Regions from separate parts of the Homo sapiens genome. Here region 2 is linked to region 1. A link is a loop called in an ENCODE intact Hi-C map of the cell type or tissue named here. Cell type or tissue: psoas muscle. All regions are shown on one strand. Links, peaks and the distances in the headings refer to the core of each region. The heading gives the core; the rest is flanking DNA.

The links. Peaks named below come from ENCODE experiments on the same cell type or tissue, not always from the same donor. Only the 100,000 strongest peaks of a DNase experiment are listed, where the experiment ranks them.
Region 2: it touches region 1 in a loop (8-fold over the local background); 8 of 110 quality-filtered maps call a loop at or near these places.

What each region holds. Positions count from the first base shown.
Region 1 is chr5:121,623,704-121,636,471 of GRCh38, reverse strand. No RefSeq gene overlaps it. Among named protein-coding and RNA genes, the nearest start is that of FTMT, 220 kb to the left of the region's middle. In psoas muscle, for the core only: a CTCF peak has its summit at 5,887; no DNase peak of the experiment used is centred there; H3K27ac peaks cover 335 bases.
Region 2 is chr5:121,946,630-121,954,629 of GRCh38, reverse strand. No RefSeq gene overlaps it. Among named protein-coding and RNA genes, the nearest start is that of SRFBP1, 11 kb to the left of the region's middle. In psoas muscle, for the core only: a CTCF peak has its summit at 4,600; no DNase peak of the experiment used is centred there.

The DNA of each region.
Region 1 (12,768 bases), core at 2,062-10,061:
TGTAAGAGCAGTCACAGGGGCTGCACTTTGCAAAGCCATAGGGGAGAGCTGCCCAAGGTGTTGGGAGTGCACCCGTTTCATCAGTGCCCCCTGGATGTGGAGCATGGAGTCAAAGGAGATGATTTTGGAGCTATAAGATTATTTTCAGATAGTCATTATATTTCTTAATTTTTCTAAAATCCCTATTTTTTTACAGGATAGGGTGATAGTGCTTCCTACCAGTTACTTTATACTTGTCTACTTCTTTTATATATTATTGGAATCACAAAGAAAATTTTAGTAGTCCTGTAAGTCCTGCATAATTTTAGTCAGATAATATATTTATCACATTCATTTATCTCCCTGTACAAGTGTAAAATTTACTTGTGATTATTTCAGAATTTTTGTGAATACATACAATTTTACCACAATATTGATAGCCTAGTATTCTTACTGTTGGAGAGTGTCCAGGTTCTTGGCATCTTGAAAAAAGAATTGGACAAAATGCACAAACAAAGCAAGGAAAGAATGAAGCAACAAAAGCAGAGATTTATTGAAAACGAAGGTATACTCCACAGGGTGGGAACGGGCCGAGCATAGGGGTTCAAGAGCCTGGTTACAGAACTTTCTGGGGTTTAAATACCCTCTAGAGGTTTCTATTTGTTACCTGGTGTATGCCTTATGTAAGTGAAGAGGATGAGGTAAAGGTACAAAGCTATTTACTTGGTGTACACTCTATGCAAATGAAGAGGATGAAGTGAGGTTACAAAGTTATTTACTTGGTGTACAATCTATGCAAATGAAGAGGATGTGTCCTGCCATAGTTCAAGTCGAGTTACATAGTTATTGGGCTTACAAGGTTGGGGTTTTACATTTAATTTAGCTCTAGGAAGTCCTTAGGTTCCCTGCCTCCAGGCCCTATTCTACTGGCTCAGTATACCTAGATATTTTTTAGAAATGTAAACAATATCTGTATGTGCAAATGACTAATGAATAAATTATTAGTATTAACACATCACAAGCACAAGGCAGTTTTGTGATATTTTAAATAGTAGCAAATTGAGTAAGTGCTTTATGTGCTAATAATTGAATAATGGTGAATACAAGCAGTGTTATATGTAACCAGCAATTTTTACATTTCTACTTTGAAGAATTAGAAAAATTCAGTTAATGTAGTTAATTAAAATTAAAAGCTTGTTTTCAATACTACATTTCAATATGACTGTCTCATTCAAATTTTAGTGACTAGCAACTGGGTAGCCTGTACATGGCAGATACACCCTAGCAATCACTTTGCAACAAGCAGTTTTATATTTTCAGACATCTCGTGGGCATCTTCTACTTTTGACAGCCATCTTCCCCCATAATCACCCACACATGAAGCAGCAGCACCAGTTTCTTATTACAACTGCAATAAGGAGCTCCAAATAAAGCACTAAATTAACAGAAAAAAAAACACACAAAAAATCACATGGCCATTTGCCTACTATTGGATTCCTTCCTGCACCGCTTATTGTTTATCTAATGTCAATCTTCCAAAATGAAATATTTGGATATGGTTTTCTGAGTCATAGATTGCCTAGGAAAAATGATTTCATAGTTTCTTTGTGGAAGGCACAATTCCTATTTGCTTCCTGTGTAGTTTACCAATGGAAACTTCTAGAATTATTTTGGTATATGACAAATGTCGAAACTTGAATGGACTTAATAAAAGACATAGGATCATAACTATAAAAATATTTTCGTTTTCACCAGAGGATGCCGTAATCATAGGATTTTTAAAAATAATTTAGTTTAAGCCCATTAGCTGGCTAGAAATAGAAGTTAGTGCTCTAAAACATAATACATAGTTGGTATTTGAATTTTTATAACTTGAGTTGGAAAAATGATTCCTTTACTCCTTAGCTGGATAAACATGAGCTAAGCAACTGGATTCTCTGAGTTTTAGCACTGTCATTTATAAGGTGGGAATAATAATCACCTCCTCACCTCCCTTTTGTGTATCTTTGAATATTACTATGTGGATAAAAGCATCCAATGATGATTCTTCATAAAGCCATTCCTTATGTTCCTGGTATTGTTTGCATTTGTGTACACTTATTTATCGAAGACCTTATCTTCTGTTTAGAATTACAGTTTTTTCTATAATTGCCTAACAATGTCAGTTTTGGAGTTTAACTTATTTGAGGAAACTACGTACTGCTAACATTGTATCTTCAACACGAACAAGCATAGTGCCTGCTATCCAGCAATGATGACAAAAAGTATTTTATATATCACTTTAGGAGTGTATTCACATTCAAACACCAATTTATCAGAAAACAATCATCTCTCTCTCACACACACACACACAAAATCCACACACAAATATCTATCTGAGATAAGAATTTTGAGCTCTGACCTGTGGAAAACAATTAGGAAAACTGATAGTTGAATTTATCCTCCATTTTCAAGAATACATGACTAAGGCCAAGCTTTGAGATCAATTTTACCAAGAGCGGTGATGATGTCTGGAGTGACTTAGATAGCTGCACTTTTCTTGCTTAGTGTTAAAAACAATAATGGTAAATGAGTGTAGGTTTGTATGTGTGTTTCCAGGTTTGGGGAGGGGCAATAGGATGCTTTAGTAACAGGACTCTACAACATTTTTCAGGTGGAGTAGAGGAGAAATGTAATAGTCTTGAAGGAAATTGCCCTGAATTAGGGGCAGGGAGTGCAATTTTCACACTGGAGTCTGACTTATTAGCTCAGATATGCCAGTTAATCTCCCCCAGCATTTTCTTGTCTGACAAATGATCAAGAAGAATGACTGAGGCTGAGTCCTGGAATATTTGGAGGAAGCAGGAAAGGTGAGAGTGAGACTTAATTCTCGCTTTAAATGGAATCAGATTTTGTGAGTGTTTCATTTCCCATAGAATATTGAAAATAACAAGAATGTTTTAAATTGAGGGGACAGGTTGACTACTGGGTATGGTTGCATCCACTGCTATTCACTGCATTAAGTAAAAAATATGGTACGTGGTTCACTTTTCTTTTTTTTAAACTTTTAAATTCAGGAGTACATGTTCAGGTTTGTTATATAGGTAAACTTGTATCATGGGGGTTTGTTGTACAGATTATTTCATCGTCTGGGCATTAAGCTTAGTACACTTTACTTATTTTTCCTGATCCTCTCTCTCTTCTCACTGTCCAGCCTCTGATAGGCCCCAGTGTCTGTTGTTCCACTCTATGTGTAAAAGCTGACCACTCTGCCAAAAGATCTATGATTACATTCCAGCTCAGAACATAAACCCCCAAACTCTCCATGATAATCATCAGAATGTCTGTCTTTAAAGAGATCAAACCTTTGGAAGACCATAATGTTTACAAGAGATACACTTAAATAGATATTTGGTTAAAAGTAAAATGATGGGAAAATATATCACAAACACACACTAATAATAGAATTCAGGGGGCAAAACATAGCACCCATAGTAAAAGAGGAACATTTCATCATATTGGTAACAAGATAACTTAAATAGTTTAAAACTGGAAAATAACTTTGTTGTTAAACTGACTTAAAACATATTTTGCTAAAGTTTAATATTCTATCAGATTTCTAATTTTTTAGGGCTTTACAAGATTTTGGAATTCTTTATATCCTTAAAGGATTATTTCATTTTTTAAAAACTGGTGGATTCCAGTTGAGTTTATATGTTGTATATGTTGTAAGCAAATTTCTCCATCAAAAATTATTTTAGAACTCTGCTTGAAAAAGTTCATACCAATGATGCAATTATGATAAGACCTTTATCTGGTGTTATGTATGTATTAGTCTTGGTAATACACAGTTTAAAAAAATATAATTTCTTTCCATAATTCCTCTTTTAACCCACCCTTTTATTGGTCATGCCTTCTCTTTTCTATGTTTAGCTCAACTCTTTTTAAAAGATGGGCTTCTTCTTCTTCTTCTTTTTTTTTTTTTTTTTTTTTTTTTTTTGGTGGAGGGAGGCTTCCATTTTTAAGAGTGTATGTTTTCCCCCCACTAAGTATCTTCCTGGGCTGGCCTTCGTTTAATTTACAGGATTGATTTGCTTGTTATTACTGCTATTTTAATTTTGTGTAAATAAACATTTAAACCACGTTGTGACTATATACCTTTTTCTATTTGTTACTTGTAAAATGTACTCACAGTAATTGCTTTTGTGAAAAAAAAATGTTACAACCACAGCATTTCCCAGAAACACGATGCCAATTCAAAGAAGTTTGTATTAAATTTTGAAAAATATTTGTTTTATGAATGTACTGGACAATGAAGTTCACAGGTATAAATGAAGGGAAGTGTTTTACAGCTAGCAATTTCATTACATGTTTAAGGACATGTGGGTTTTCTTTATCTGCATTAAAATAATTTTTTTAGTAAACATAATTTCCATTAATTTTAAAGATCCCTTTTCAATTACATTGCTGTTTTTCTAGCATTTATGTTGAAGTATTAGGTTGCATGGTCTTTAAACTATGCTTTATAAAATCAAATTCCATCTTATGCTTTTGTGATCCACAAACATCTTTAAAATAATCTGCATGGATCTCCTTGAGATTGCCCTATAACTGATAACTTTTGATATTCACTGTTTAAAATTTTCTTTTTGAGTGAGGGGGATCTTCTTAGGCAAGGGAATAGTACACTAACATTTACCTATTCTTGGAAAACACAGATTACATGAAAATAACTGATTAATTGATTAAATTATTTTCCAAACCGGTGTTATTTGTATAGAGACATAATCTAATATGTCAATCAAAAATTACACACATATGTTGACAAAATAACTAAGTGTTCCATTACGCAGTTTAGGGTTTTGTTTTATTTTTAACCTTAGTTGTTGACTGATCATATCATGTGGCATTCTATCAAAGTCACCCTGTAGTGAATAAATGTTTACTAAGATTACATTTGATAAACTTGTACTCGTTTAAAATAATTTCTTCATTGAGTGAAGTATGGGGGAGTATAATATTTCTTAACTCTCCTCCCCAAAACCAACCAAAGAAAACAACAAAAGTCAGAAGAGATAAAACAGAACTCTTCTTTGAAAACAACTCTAAAGAAGCATTATCTATGAAGGAACTGACAAATGCAGTGATCTTTGGACAAAATTTAGGATGGTGGACAACAATCCATACCATGTTGAATTTTGGTCATGAAAGAGTAAAAATGTTTCCAGACTGAAAGAGAGAAAAATCAACTTAGACTGAAAAAGAAAAAAGCAGCCCTGCAATTAATCAGTCTGGGAGAACAGACACAGATACTAAGTCAGCTGCAAAGTTAACAGGAAACATTATTTTTCCCCTAGGCAAGTTATATTGCAGCTGGAGAATGCCAAAACAATCCCCTCTTTGAGTGATTATTGCTTTATTATCAATGATGCCACCAAATTCGTTTTTCTATACCCATCTATTACTGGGGATACTCAGTTGCTAAGCTGGCCCCTACCACATTCTAATACTCAATCCTTAGCTTATCTCATGTATCCTGATCTTTTCTCAGAAATAACAAACATTTCATACTGATTCCTACTTCTCTTGGGTTCTCTCTCTTGGGTTAACTCCCAGGTTATTCAGAATGAACCAAAGCCTTACAAAAGGACACCCTCCTTCCTCTTGTCAAGTAGCATTCCTAATTCCTCTGGACTGCTATCCCTTGCTGCATTGAGCCAATAAATCTGATCTTGTCAGACTATAGATTTGTTTCTGGTGGTCTTTACCTGATCAGCTTTTAATAGTCAACATAGATTTCTTTCAAATTTTGTGCACAGGCTGAGAGGCTAAATTAAGAATCCCTTTCTTAAAACATTTGGATTCTGAGTCTGAGATGGGTAAGCGCCTAGTAAATAGCAGGAAATATGGATACGGAAACGCACATGGAGAATGCCATCTGCCGACAGAAGCAGAGATTGTAGTAACTCAGCTGCAAGGTAGGGAACACAAGAACTGGGGCTTCCACTTAGCAAAAGAGACAAGTAAACATTCTCTTTAGAGTTTCAGAGGTAGAATGCCTCTGCTGACACCTTGATTTCAAAGTGCTCGTTTCCAGAATGGCAAGAAAATAAATTTCTGTTGTTTTAAGGCACCCAGTTTACGGTACTTTGTCACTGCAGTGTTAGGAAATTAATAAAGATGCTGGCACTGGAATGACAGGGACTGATGTAACGATAACTAAAATATAAAAGTGGCTTTGAAGTAAGTAATTGGTAGGATCTTGGAAGCATTTTGAGGCATTTGGTAGTAAAAACCCTAGATTGCCCTGAAGAAATTGTTGGTAGGAATGTGGACATTACAAGTGAATCCTGTGAGTGCTCAGAAAGAAGTGAGGAAAGCGGTAAAGAAAGCTTCTATGATTTTAAAGAATACGTACATCCGCAAAGGCATAAGAATGATATACATTGGACTTCGGGGACTCGGGGGAAAGGGTGGGGGGTGGGGAGGCACAAAAGACTGCATATTGGGTACAGGGTACACTGTTCAGGTGTTGGGTGCACCAAAATCTCAGAAATCACCACTAAAGGACTTATTCATGTAACCAAATACTACCTGTTCCCCCAAAACCTATTGAAATAAAAACATTAAAAACAGTTTTAAAAGTAGAAAAAATAGAAAAAAAAACAGATCATCACAAGCCACATGTTATGAAAAATATGAAAGTTAAAGGTGTTTGTGGTCAAGTTTCAAATGGAAATGAGGGACATGTTATTGGACAATGGAAGAAAAGTGATTCTTGTTATAAAGTAGCAGAGGACTTGGCTGAATTATGTTCTTCTGTTAGGTGGATAGTAGAACTTGTAGGTAATGCACTTGGATATTTAGCTGAGCAAAGTATGGAAGATGCAACATGGTTTCTTGTTTTTGTTTTAGGAAAATGTGAGAATAAATTAGGAAATGATTTAAGTCAAGTCAGAGGAAACCAGCAGTTGATAATTTGGAAAATGATTAGCCTCTTCAGATAGTGTGCTCTGGCAACAGAGCCAAGGGTGTGACTGGGCAACCATTTACTAAAATGATTGGCATGTAACTCGCGAATTCAATCAACCCTCTCAGCAGAAGCCAGGAATAGGGATGTGATTATCCAGGAAAGAGCCCTTGTATCTAATGTTTCAGATGATGATATTTAGGACTCTTTGAATTGATAATATTTAGATGAAATTTTGGACTTACAGTTGTGTTGGAATGAGCTACAGTTTCCAGCGATGTTGGCATGGGATAAGTGTAATTTGCATATCAGAAGGACATGAATTTTGGAGTGTTAGAGAGCACACTGTTATGGGTTAAATTGTGTCCTCCGAAATGGTATGTTGAAATACTAACCTCTAGCGCCCCAGGATGTGACCTGATTTGGAAACTGGGCTGTTGGTTGTTGCAGGTGTAATTAGTTAAGATCAGTTCATACTGAAGTAAGGTGGATCCTTAATCCAATCTGACTGGCAGCTTTGTGAGAAGAGACAGAGAGAATGTCATGTGACAAAAGAGGCAGAGAATGGTGTGATGCAACTGCAGATGGATGAGTGCCAAAGTTTGACAGCCACCACCAGAAGCTAGAAAGAGGCAAGAAATATTAGACCTAGAGTCTCAGAGAGAACATTTCCCCACTGATGCCCTAATTTTGGACTTCTATCTCCAGGACTGTGAAAGAGTAAATTTCCATTGTTTACGGCCACCCAACAAACTGGAACCTTGCTATTAGGTCTTTCTTATATTGTATTATAAACTTCCTTCATTTTCTCCTTAAAGAGCTTACATATCTTCAATTCTTCCTATGTGCTTTACATTTTTATTCTTATTACAAATGATATTTATAAACTTATTTTCTAGCTGTTTCTTGAAGGTATATAGAAAATTTTAAAAATTCATATTAGGTAACTGCTTACCTCCCTTATACATATTTAATAATTTATCTGTGAATTATCTTTTGTCTGGTATATAAGATGTTGTATCATCTTCAAATAAGAATAATTTTTCATTTTAATCCTTATATGTTTAATTTGCTTTTATTACTTTTTTATGTAGATTAGGACTTCAGGTACAATATTGAGCAAAAGTAGTAAAAACAAATAAACTTGTTCTAGACTTAGTTTAATAAAATGCTTCTAACTTTCCACCATTGTGTATTACAATGCCTTAAGAACTTTTACTCGTAGTCTTAATTAAAGTAATTCCCTTAAATTTATAATTTATTAAAAATTTTAATTTAAAATGTGATCAGATTCTATATTCAGTATTTAAAAATAGAGAATTTTTTTTCTTCTTTAATGTATAAGTAAAATAAACTATATTAATGAATTTTCTAATGTTCAACCAACTCATCTTTGATATAAGTTTTGAGGGGATAAATATTCAAACTATAGCACTTCATTTTCAAATAATTGACATGGAATATCTCACAATATTCTTTTATTATCTTGTTAATCTCTTATGAATCTTTATTTTCTACTTTTATATTTATTTTTTGGAATCAAATATGCAAAATATTTATCCACTATTAGTCTTTTCAACATACTGTAACTTTACTTCATCAATCCTCTAATTTATTTTTATTTTCCAACTCATTATTTTTTATTAAGTTTTATCCCTTCCTTATGCTTACTGTGAGTTTACTTTGCATTTTTATAATATCGCAAGTAGAAATTTTATGTCTTCAATTTTAATTCTATATTTTATGTCCAGTAGTAAATATTTTAACTCTTGTCTATGCTATTAATGTTTATATTAATATATCTTTCAGCATCAATTTTCTGTATACCATTGCTTCTTGCACTCACACTTTACTTCTGATGTCACCATACACCAAATTGGCTTGCTCCCAGATGGTGGGGCTTCCCAGCCTCCAGAACTGTGAGAAGTACATATTGTTTAAGCCACCCTCTTTATATAGCATGCTTTATAGAAGGATAAGATGACTAAGGAATTATGATTATTTCTACCTTGTTTATACAAAAATAAGTATGTTTTGAGTAATTAATAATAAAATATTTTGGTATTAGTACTTACTGAATTTGACACCTATTTTGGCAATGTACAAATTTTTCATTCTTTTGTTTTGTGTCAGCTTTATGTGGCTGGATATGAGGATGCCTTCATGAATATGATGAATGTACAGTATATTTAGAAAAATTACAAATGAGAAATCTACGTTTAGTCATTACTAACTTTGGTAAGGCTACAAGAAGTCTATTTAGTAGAGTTTGAGGCTAATTATCAAGTCCCTGTTCAAGCATTAATTTTGCCTGAAAAACTTTTACCCCAGTGACTTTTAATGGTCTTCTTTAGCTTCAGTACAGAAAACTTATGGAAACTATATGGAAATCCCACTACAACTATAACAGTAAGGAAGACCCCCATGCATTGCCCACTTAGTGAACATGGACCTAAAAAAGGACAAAACTTAGCATGCCAAGAGAATGGGCTGCAGAAGTGGCAGTCCAGGAAGGGGAAAAACAACAAACATAAAATTCACCTCCAACCTAAAAAACTGATTTTTCAAACCTTGATTTAGACTATACACTCTCATCATAACAACACTGTGGTGTCCAATAAATTAAATTTCTTGAGTCTAGGAAGCTTTTTACCTCTAGCCTTTACCGTATTTTTTACCTCTAGAATATACTGTAAGAAGTCACAAAGTCCCTGATTGTTCCAGCTGGTTCTTAGATTAACTCTTCTTCAGGTCCTAGCACTGACTCTGGCAGAGGTATAGTGTTGGCTAAGTGTTAATAGCTTGCTAGGAAGCCAGCATCCATTTTAGCAGATGAACACAGGTCTGTTCTAGACATTTGCTATTGTCAGTTATGTAACATGCTTATGTATCGGAGAGTTGTATTTCACAAATTTTTATTGGCAAATTATTAGTAATAAGAAAGTAATTGGGTAATTCCAATGGTAATTCAAATGGCTAATCATTATTTACTACTCTAGTAGATTTCCCTAGACATCAGATAAAGATATATTAGTACACAGAAATAAGTTTTCTATAACTATAATTTTTGTTGTTGGATCACTGTTCAATAATCCCTACCTACCTTTCATTAGAAAACTTAGGCAAGGTGAACATGTTAGGTTGAATTTTTAGAATGTAAAAAAATTATAATTTGTAATGTTAATATTAGTTTTCATTAAGAAAATGCTTTTATAGCATTAGTAATTTTAATTTTTAGTTTATAAAGTATATGAAAATAAATTTAAACTTGATGGTTTCAAATACTTGTTTTTTGTATATATATATATTTTATATACATATATAAAATATGTATGTATATCTATATATATATCTCTCTAGAGATATAGAGAGAGAGGGAAAGAGAGAGAGGATTATATTTAGTTTAAAATGCTTCTTTCCCTTATTTCTTAGCTTGGAATAGTTAGATTGTATTTCACATTTTTGTTTTATCTTTATTTCTTCCTGAAACAAGATTTCTTTTGTTCATTTTTACCTTTATTCCTTCCTGAGACACAATTTCTCTTTTTAGTGAATTGAGTAATGACACATTGTTTTGAATTTTAAAAAGCATTTTTAGCTACTTAAAGTTTAGTATTAACAGATTTCTGCGCATACACACACACACACAAGAATTTAAATATTAAAACTTAGTATTTGAAACTTAGTATTTGAAACTTAGTATTTGAAATTTAGTATTATTTGAAACTTAGTATTGAAAACTTAGTATTGAAACTTAGTATTTGAAACTTAGTATTATTTGAAATACTATTGTTTCATTTAATAATGATGATAAATGTATGATATAGCAATTTTGAAAGTGATAGGCTTGTCATCTTAATTCATGCAAGAAGCTCTGATAAAATATATTATTGATTACTAAAGTTGAACTCTGCTACAGTGACACGGGTCAGCCAGTCATCCATGGTTGCTACATTTTGTCTACTTGCCAGAGAAAAAGAGTTGATAATGAGAAATAAGAGATCCATTTTAAGGGAAACCCAGATGATTCAAGAAGAATCAAAATTCAATGCACAGGGCAAATTTCAGAACACAGGGAAGAATTATGGCAAATTATGGCCAGATGCTTAAGAACAACACTAAACTTTCTCAACTTGGACTGGAGGAGCCAGGTGGATACCTGTGGATTAAAAGAAGAAGGTATGCCACAGACTTGTAGTTTATAAATTCAAATAGGAAAGTCTACAATTACATCACAGTTCAACCAACTTAGCAGCTACTGTCTTTGGCTCCTCTTACTGCAATATTTGACACATTAGCCTGGGTCTGTGGTGAGAGACAGCAAGGTACCCTCTTCTCTCTAAGTCTGCATACACTCAGTCAAGTGCTGACCCTTCTTCTCCTTTCTTAATCTTAAACAGATCTCACTCAGATATTAGATACCCAAACAAAACTCTTATTTATAGATACAGACAGTACCCAAGTTAGGATGATTTGGTTCTAGGGTAATAAATCAATATCTCACACCACAATCATTTACTTTCCAAGCTGGAGGTACACCCAAATGAGCTTCATTCCTGGTGCACTTTCTGAAAATCTTTATAACTCAGTCTGGTTCTATATTATCTTATCACCATCTACACCAATAAGATCTCTCACCTTGCAGATGACATAGTAACAATAATTGGTTAATAATGAATAGAAGGGAGGGTGGAAATTGTCTAAGCTGAAAATTGTCAAGAGAGATGTAGAAAAAATACGTTGGAGTATAGTTTGAAGTCAGGTAGCATGATGCCTCCAGCTTTGTTCCTTTGGCTTAGGATTGACTTGGCAATGCGGGCTCTTTTTTGGTTCCATATGAACTTTAAAGTAGTTTTTTCCAATTCTGTGAAGAAAGTCATTGGTAGCTTGATGGGGATGGCATTGAATATATAAATTACCTTGGGCAGTATGGCCGTTTTCATGATATTGATTCTTCCTACCCATGAGCATGGGGACTGTTGTGGGGTGGGGGGAGGGGGGAGGGATAGCTTTAGGAGATATACCTAATGCTAAATGATGAGTTAATGGGTGCAGCACACCAGCATGGCACATGTATACATATGTAACTAACCTGCACATTGTGCACATGTACTCTAAAACTTAAAGTATAATAATAATAAAAACAAAACAAAACAAAACAAAAACAGAATTAACATGTGATTTTAGCAGGTTTGGGATCAAGAACTAACAGACCAGTGGAATAGAATAATTTAGAAACAACCATTTATGTATCAGAATTTAACATATATTAAAGAAGGCACGAAAAATCCAAAAAAAAAAAACATTGGAGTCAGCAATAATGACCTTTGTAGGTAGTAAACATTTAAAGAACTAACCTCCTTTTAGGAAAATAAAAACCATGAGTTATCAAGGTATTTTTAGAAAAGTGCTCCAATAGGAGACAGTCTGGAGGAGTAGGGCCAGCTCTGACAGCAGTCTAAGTCTTTCTTTCATAAGCTTCAACTTCGCCTTAAATTCCTAGGAGCACCTGTAGACTTGCCTCTAACACAGCGGCTCTCAACGTGTGTTCCATGATCAGCAGCATTAGTGTCACCTGGAAACTTGTTAAAAATGCAAATTCTTGCATTCCACTCCAGATCTATTGAATCAAATATTCTAGGTATAGGTTCCATTAATTGTGTTTTAACAAGACAATTAGGTTAATTGGTTTCACAATGAAGTTTGAGACCAGCTCTTTTATTAACACTGACATAGACCAAGGGAAGAGTACAAACGGAGGGCTGTAGTCAGAGGAACTAAGAAATGATGGTATGCAACATATTCATTACTGTTTCTTTTTCTAAATAAAGGAAGGAAAA
Region 2 (8,000 bases), core at 1-8,000, 320 kb before region 1:
AGCACTTTAACCTTGACTATATAAAGAACTCTCCAAACACAAAAGTTAAGAAAACAGGCAAAATATTTGAACAGATATTTCACTCTTAAAAGATATGGGAATAGCAAAGAAGCACATGAAAATATGTTCAGCATCTTTATGAGAGGCGACAACCTGCTGGCAGCCCTCGCTCGGCCTCGGCGCCCACTCTGGCCGCACTTGAGGAGGTCTTCAGCCCGGCCGCTGCACTGTGGGAGCCCCTCTCTGGGCTGCCGGAGGCCGGAGCAGGCTTCCTCTGCTTGCGTGGAGGTGTGGAGGGAGAGGCGCGGGCGGGAACCGAGGCTGCGCACAGCGCTCGCGGGCCAGCGCTAGTTCCGGGTGGGCGCAGGTTTGGCGGGCCTCACACTTGGAGCGGCCGGCCCGCGCCCGCGCCGGCGCCGCTGGTCCCGAGCAGCGAAGGGCTTAGCACCCGGGCCAGCAGCTGCGGAGGGTGCGCCCCGGTGCCCCAGCACTGCCGGCCCACCCGCGCGGCGCTGGAATTCTCTCCAGGCCTCGGCCTCCTCCCTGCGGGTCAGGGCGCGGTGGCTCACTCCTGTAATCCCAGCACTTTGGGAGGCCGAGGCGGACGGATCACGAGGTAAGGAGATCGAGACCATCCTGGATAACACGGTGAAAGCCCATCTCTACTAAAAATACAAAAAATTCCGGACACAGTTAGACATCAGGGAAATGCAAATTAAAACCACAATGTGATTTCTTTCTATACCTATTAGAATGGCTAAAATAAAAAGTCTGATCATACCAAGTAGGATGTGGAGTACCTGGAACTCTCAAACATCACTAGTGGGAATGTAACGCGGTACAGTTTAGAGTTTCTTAAGAAGTTTCTAGTATATGACCTAGGCCTTCTCTTCTAGATTAATAGAGAAATGGAAGTACGTGTACATACAGACTCTTGTGCTTAAATGTTCAGAGAAGTTTTAATTTTAATAGCCAAATGATAAAAACAATACAAAACTTTATTCAACAGGCAAATGAATAAACTATGATACACATACACATACACACACATGCACACACACGAACATCATTCAGTAAAAGAAAGCAATGGCACACACTATAACATGGATGAATTTTAAAATAATTATGCTGGGTGGCAGAATCAAGACAAAAAGAGTACATACTGTATTATTTCATTCATATAAAATTCTAGGAAATGCAAACTAATGTATAGTTACAAAAATAGATCAATGGTTGCCTGCAGAAGTGAGAGAGAGGGGATAGAAGGATGCCAGAAAAAAAATTGCAAATGGTCATGAGGAAGTTTTGGATGGTAATTGATATGTTCATCGTATCAATTTGTGATGGTATCACAGTTGATACGTATGTCAAAACTTATCAAAGCATATATATATCAAACTTTGTATATATATATATGCAGTAAATTGTGTGTCAATTAAAGCTCAATAAAGCTCTTTTTTCTTATTATACTTTAAGTTTTAGGGTACATGTGCACATTGTGCAGGTTAGTTACATATGTATACATGTGCCATGCTGGTGCGCTGCACCCACTAACTCGTCATCTAGCATTAGGTATATCTCCCAATGCTATCCCTCCCCCCTCCCCCCACCCCACCACAGTCCCCAGAGTGTGATATTCCCCTTCCTGTGTCCATGTAATCTCATTGTTCAATTCCCACCTATGAGTGAGAATATGCGGTGTTTGGTTTTTTGTTCTTGCGATAGTTTACTGAGAATGATGGTTTCCAGTTTCATCCATGTCCCTACAAAGGACATGAACTCATCATTTTTTATGGCTGCATAGTATTCCATGGTGTATATGTGCCACATTTTCTTAATCCAGTCTATCATTGTTGGACATTTGGGTTGGTTCCAAGTCTTTGCTATTGCGAATAATGCCGCAATAAACATACGTGTGCATGTGTCTTTATAGCAGCATGATTTATAGTCATTTGGGTATATACCCAGTAATGGGATGGCTGGGTCAAATGGTATTTCTAGTTCTAGATCCCTGAGGAATCGCCACACTGACTTCCACAATGGTTGAACTAGTTTACAGTCCCACCAACAGTGTAAAAGTGTTCCTATTTCTCCACATCCTCTCCAGCACCTGTTGTTTCCTGACTTTTTAATGATTGCCATTCTAACTGGTGTGAGATGATATCTCATAGTGGTTTTGATTTGCATTTCTCTGATGGCCAGTGATGATGAGCATTTTTTCATGTGTTTTTTGGCTGCATAAATGTCTTCTTTTGAGAAGTGTCTGTTCATGTCCTTTGCCCACTTTTTGATGGGGTTGTTTGTTTTTTTCTTGTAAATTTGTTTGAGTTCATTGTAGATTCTGGATATTAGCCCTTTGTCAGATGAGTAGGTTGCGAAAATTTTCTCCCATGTTGTAGGTTGCCTGTTCACTCTGATGGTAGTTTCTTTTGCTGTGCAGAAGCTCTTTAGTTTAATTAGATCCCATTTGTCAATTTTGGCTTTTGTTGCCATTGCTTTTGGTGTTTTGGACATGAAGTCCTTGCCCATGCCTATGTCCTGAATGGTAATGCCTAGGTTTTCTTCTAGGGTTTTTATGGTTTTAGGTCTAACTTTTAAATCTTTAATCCATCTTGAATTGATTTTTGTATAAGGTGTAAGGAAGGGATCCAGTTTCAGCTTTCTACATATGGCTAGCCAGTTTTCCCAGCACCATTTATTAAATAGGGAATCCTTTCCCCATTGCTTGTTTTTCTCAGGTTTGTCGAAGATCAGATAGTTGTAGGTATGCGGCGTTATTTCTGAGGGCTCTGTTCTGTTCCATTGATCTATATCTCTGTTTTGGTACCAGTACCATGCTGTTTTGGTTACTGTAGCCTTGTAGTATAGTTTGAAGTCAGGTAGTGTGATGCCTCCAGCTTTGTTCTATCTAGAAAACCCCATCGTCTCAGCCCAAAATCTCCTTAAGCTGATAAGCAACTTCAGCAAAGTCTCAGGATACAAAATCAGTGTACAAAAATCACAAGCATTCTTATACACCAACAACAGACAAACAGAGAGCCAAATCATGAGTGAACTCCCATTCACAATTGCTTCAAAGAGAATAAAATACCTAGGAATCCAACTTACAAGGGATGTGAAGGACCTCTTCGAGGAGAACTACAAACCATTGCTCAATGAAATAAAAGAGGATACAAACAAATGGAAGAACATTCCATGCTCATGGGTAGGAAGAATCAATATCGTGAAAATGGCCATACTGCCCAAGGTAATTTACAGATTCAATGCCATCCCCATCAAGCTACCAATGACTTTCTTCACAGAATTGGAAAAAACTACTTTAAAGTTCATATGGAACCAAAAAAGAGCCCGCATTGCCAAGTCAATCCTAAGCCAATAAAGCTCTTAAATGAATACATTTACCCTTGGACTAGCAATTCTACTTCTAGAAAAATATAGTAACATTACATTGGTAGAAATTATTGATGCATGTAAAAAGCTATTCAGTATATAAGTGTTTATAATAATAGAAGATTGGAGGGAACTTGTCCATCAACCTGTAACTGACTAATAATCCATTAAAAAGAATAATCAGCTCTTTATTGGAATGAAAGGCTTTTCATGATATATTGCATAATGAATAAATCAAGTATCACTACACAATAGTATGCTATTGTTTGTGTGTGTTAGGAGGGAGATATGTGTACACACACACACACAAACCACAATTACTTGTTTGTATAGTATCTTTGTTCTTTATAGGGGAAGTCAGGAGCTGGGTAAATGTAGGTAAATTCTACCATGTTTCCTTTTGTGTCTTATAAATTTTGCACCATGTGTTATTAACTTTTAAACCGAATAAAATTTAAAACATAGTCTCATAGTTGTTGTTGCAATTGTGAAAGGAATATGTTCTCTCATTTCCATATACTTTAGCTGGTTATTGCCAATATAGATACAAACTATAAATCATGAATTTTTTTGTGTATGTTATCCAATCACTTTTCAAGTATTTTTTGGAAGTGAGAAGGATTTTTAAGTTTGCAATCATATTATTAGAAAGATAGTTACCTCTTTCAGTATTTATAACAATTATTTTGTTTTGGATGATTATATTTATTAGAATTTCCAAACAAATATATTAACAGTGTAAGTAATAACAATGATAGTGAATATCCCTTACTTTTTCCTGACTTTAATGGGAAGAGCTTTAACATTTCACAACTTAAAATGATATTTGGTGTTTTTCATGGTGAATAATTTAATCAAATTCAGGTTTTTTTTCTACTTTACTAGAGGCCTTAATTGCTTTGATATGTTGTTTTTCTTTTTAAGGCATTTTCCCCATATGTGTTCTTATTGTATCGCAGCTGTCAGAAACTTATGGGCCATTACTAAGAAAGTAGATGTAGCTCTATATTTTTTTCTTTTACTTAAATGAATAGATAAAAGAGAAGTTATTATTGAGAATCCTATCTTTTTTTATAGCATATTGTTTACAACCTTTAGCATGTGAACTAGTGTTAGTAATTCAGCTCACAACAGATTGCAACACAACTGAGTGTTTGATCCACAATCCGGTACCATTGCTCTAAAATTTTATTTTGACTCTGCACTTTCAGTCCTCTATCCCCTGGGTGGCAGTGTTGTTCTCCAAATTGCACATTGTAATCCAAATTGCAGATGTTGAGGAAAGCAATCTAAATATGATATGTGATAGCATTTTCTGAATTAGAAAGAAAATAGATGGATATACCAGGTCTTGTATTTATTTAATGCTTAGTATTAACACCTTAAGGTTTCAAACTTTGATTTTAAGTAAGTCACTAAACAATAATAAAGTGTCTAAGTGAAACATTAATGGATTCATTTAAGATTCTGTTTTTAAAAAATATATAACAAACTGAAGAGTGTAAACAGCTACTGTATAAGAGGCAGGTAGTTCAGAAGTCACTAAGCTAATAGCTTTACTAAATCAATCTTCTAACATATTTCTGGCATAAATTGCATTTTAATTTTTATGGAGCATTTTGATTAGATTTGTTACTTTATGTCTCTAGGAAATCTAAGAAAGTTTTATTCTAGAAATTTTATATCTTAAAAATTTCAGTAGCTAGTTAATGTCATGAAGCCAAGTTTTATAAAATTCAAAGTGGTAGAGCTAACATGTACTTAGCAATTTAACATTTTGGCTAAGAGCTTTGGCTCTGGAATCAGACTATCTGATACTAAATTCTAATTCTACGTCTTAATAGCTATATGATCTTGGGGAAATTATGTAAGATCTCTGTGCCAAGGCGTCTTTATTTGTGAAAATAGGAGTGATAATCTATCTCACAGGATTGTTGTGATGTTTAAATGAAAACACAGTATAGAGTTCTTGATGAATATTTACCTCTAAATAATTTACTGTTATTTTTATTATTTCATTTGATCTTAACAGTAACTTTGTGAGATAGGCATGGTACATAAGAGGGATTCATGTCTTATGAATAACAAATATACCTAAGGTCATAGAGGTAATAAGGGGGCAGTCCAAGTCTTTTGACATAAAATCACTGGTAGCAATTTTGTAACAGCTCTATGATATGAATGTAAAATTACATTAATAGTTTGTAGCCACCATGTCATTAATTCCCATTCATCTAATTATTTATTAATTATCAATAATTAATGAGGTAATATAATTTATAAACTATACATTCCTTCACATATACAATTTACTTCTTTTAATTATTTGCCAATTAGCCCAAAATAGGCTCAAGATTATTGCAACAAAGCCTGTAATAATTTAAAGTTAAGTTCAGAAAACATTATTAAAACCCAGTTCAGATTCTTTTCAACATAGTGATTGGCTTTGATTCATTTTAATAAACGTTTTTGAGTGTCTATTTTGCAAAGTATTGTACTAGGTTCAGTAGGAGATACAAAAATGATGAAGACATTGTCCATGTCCACCGTGGACTTACAGAGTAGTAACTTAAATGATTCTAATACCAAGATAGACTGCATTAAGTACTGTAGTAAGAGTGTGAGGCACTATTGGAGTCTAACAGGGCAGTGAACAAGCAGTTTGACGAGAATGCTTCCTACAAGAGGTGGAATTTGAGTTTCATTTTCAAGGAAGGAAGCACTTTAATAGGAAGCTGAAGAATAGGAAGAGAAAGTTTCCACTGGAGGAAATTAGTTAGATAAAACTAGGTAATAGAAGACACACTATTTCACAAATAGAATAAAGCTTCCAAAGGATTTTTCATAAACCCCTAAAATCTCCAAAAACATTGTTAGGCCTAGCAATGAAAACCTTTTTAATTTCTTAAATATATTTTCTACACACGTCCCTCCTAAAAAATGATAGTTTTCTTAAGTTATTAAACATTTGAAAAAACTGAAGTAAGGTGTTTTAAGGCAAAAAACAAAATACATGAATCTTAATAGACTGATAGAAGTAGGTTTCAGAATACCTGGAAATTTATGGATCTGTAAATGATTGAGTAATCTCTAAAGGAAATTTTGCTGCATTATACTTAAACATAAAGATAGAAGTTTGAAAGAAAGTAAAGTGAATGATATTGTGAAAGTTAATTATTCAAAATGGAGACATTCCTGTCATACCCAACTAAAATGGAATTGGGAAGCCATGGGGAAGGACACCCAAATCCCTTCCAGGAACTATTTTTGCAATTCAAGAGAAAAAAAACATCATTTTAAGATTACATCTTACATAGTAACTGCTGCCACTTACTGCTTAGAGCTCAGAAGCTCCTACACTCAGCTCAACACTGCTAGTGCCAATGAACTTTCTTTCAAAGCAACGTACATAACTTTTCTCTTTTTCTCAATAAAATTCCAACCTTTCTTTTTGTTTTTCAGACACATCTAAGAGCTACTCTGGATTGTGTGCATTGAATTGCAATTTTAATCCTTGTATATTATTCCCCAATAAATTGTTTATTTGGAAATTCAACTATAAATAGTTTTACTTAAGGTTTATAATGTAAGCCTGTTCAGAGAAAACATTTTTAATTTGTCCATCAAGGAATAAAGTATTTGTAACAAATTTATTGGTCCACTTCTCCATCAAGACCAAGAGAGAGGCAAGATATATGGCCTGGAGAGGTAAAATTAGCAGGTCACCTAGCCTCTCCTTGAAGAAATCAAATGCTGTTTCTCTAGTAAGAAGAAGAGTAAGAGAGAGAAGCTCTGTTATTTTGCCCAGTTCATAGTCAAGCATGATATCTCTGCTTCATTGTTTTACAGAGATTCCTCAATGTGCTCACTGAACTTTAGTAACTACTTGTTACCACTCTACTGCAAGTCTACTTCTCAATGTCACCAGTGACCTCCTAGGCACTAAGCTGGATTTCAGAGCGCTTTAGTATAAGATCATCATCCCAGTCCTTTGCCATTGATTGACAGACTTGACTGTGTTGGCTGAGCCAGTGACCGCTTCCTCTCTTGCCTCCCAACATGTACCACTATCTAAGCTATGAGCCTCATCAGGTAGTGGTTGCTTCACACCAGACTTTTTCATACCTGACCTAGCCACATGGACACTATTAATTCAACAAAAAATTATCCAGCCCAAATGTCAATAGTGCTGAGGTTGAAAACCCCTGATCTATGTTTATGTCCATAACAACCAACTGTATAGTGCAATGAAGTACCAAGGGCTGGGCTGTGGGAGAGGATAAAATCTGCAGAAGTTTGGACTTAAAAACAAAGACGATAATGGTATTAGGGAGTTACGTGACACACCAATATGTAGGAATGTCTCTACTTTTTGTGTTTGATTAATAATTTATTAAATATACTTGAAAATCAATATAGTCTGTAGGGAGCCTTTAAAATGATGCTTTCATAGTTTTTTTTTTTTTACAATCATAGAAAGCAGATGGTTCTCTAAAACTTACAGGTAATTAAAGGCTTCTTAAACTCACAGCATACAAATATTTCAACATTTAAATAGAAGCTCATTTTCTTCTAAAGTAATTTCCTTGTACATTCTTATTAAAGTATAA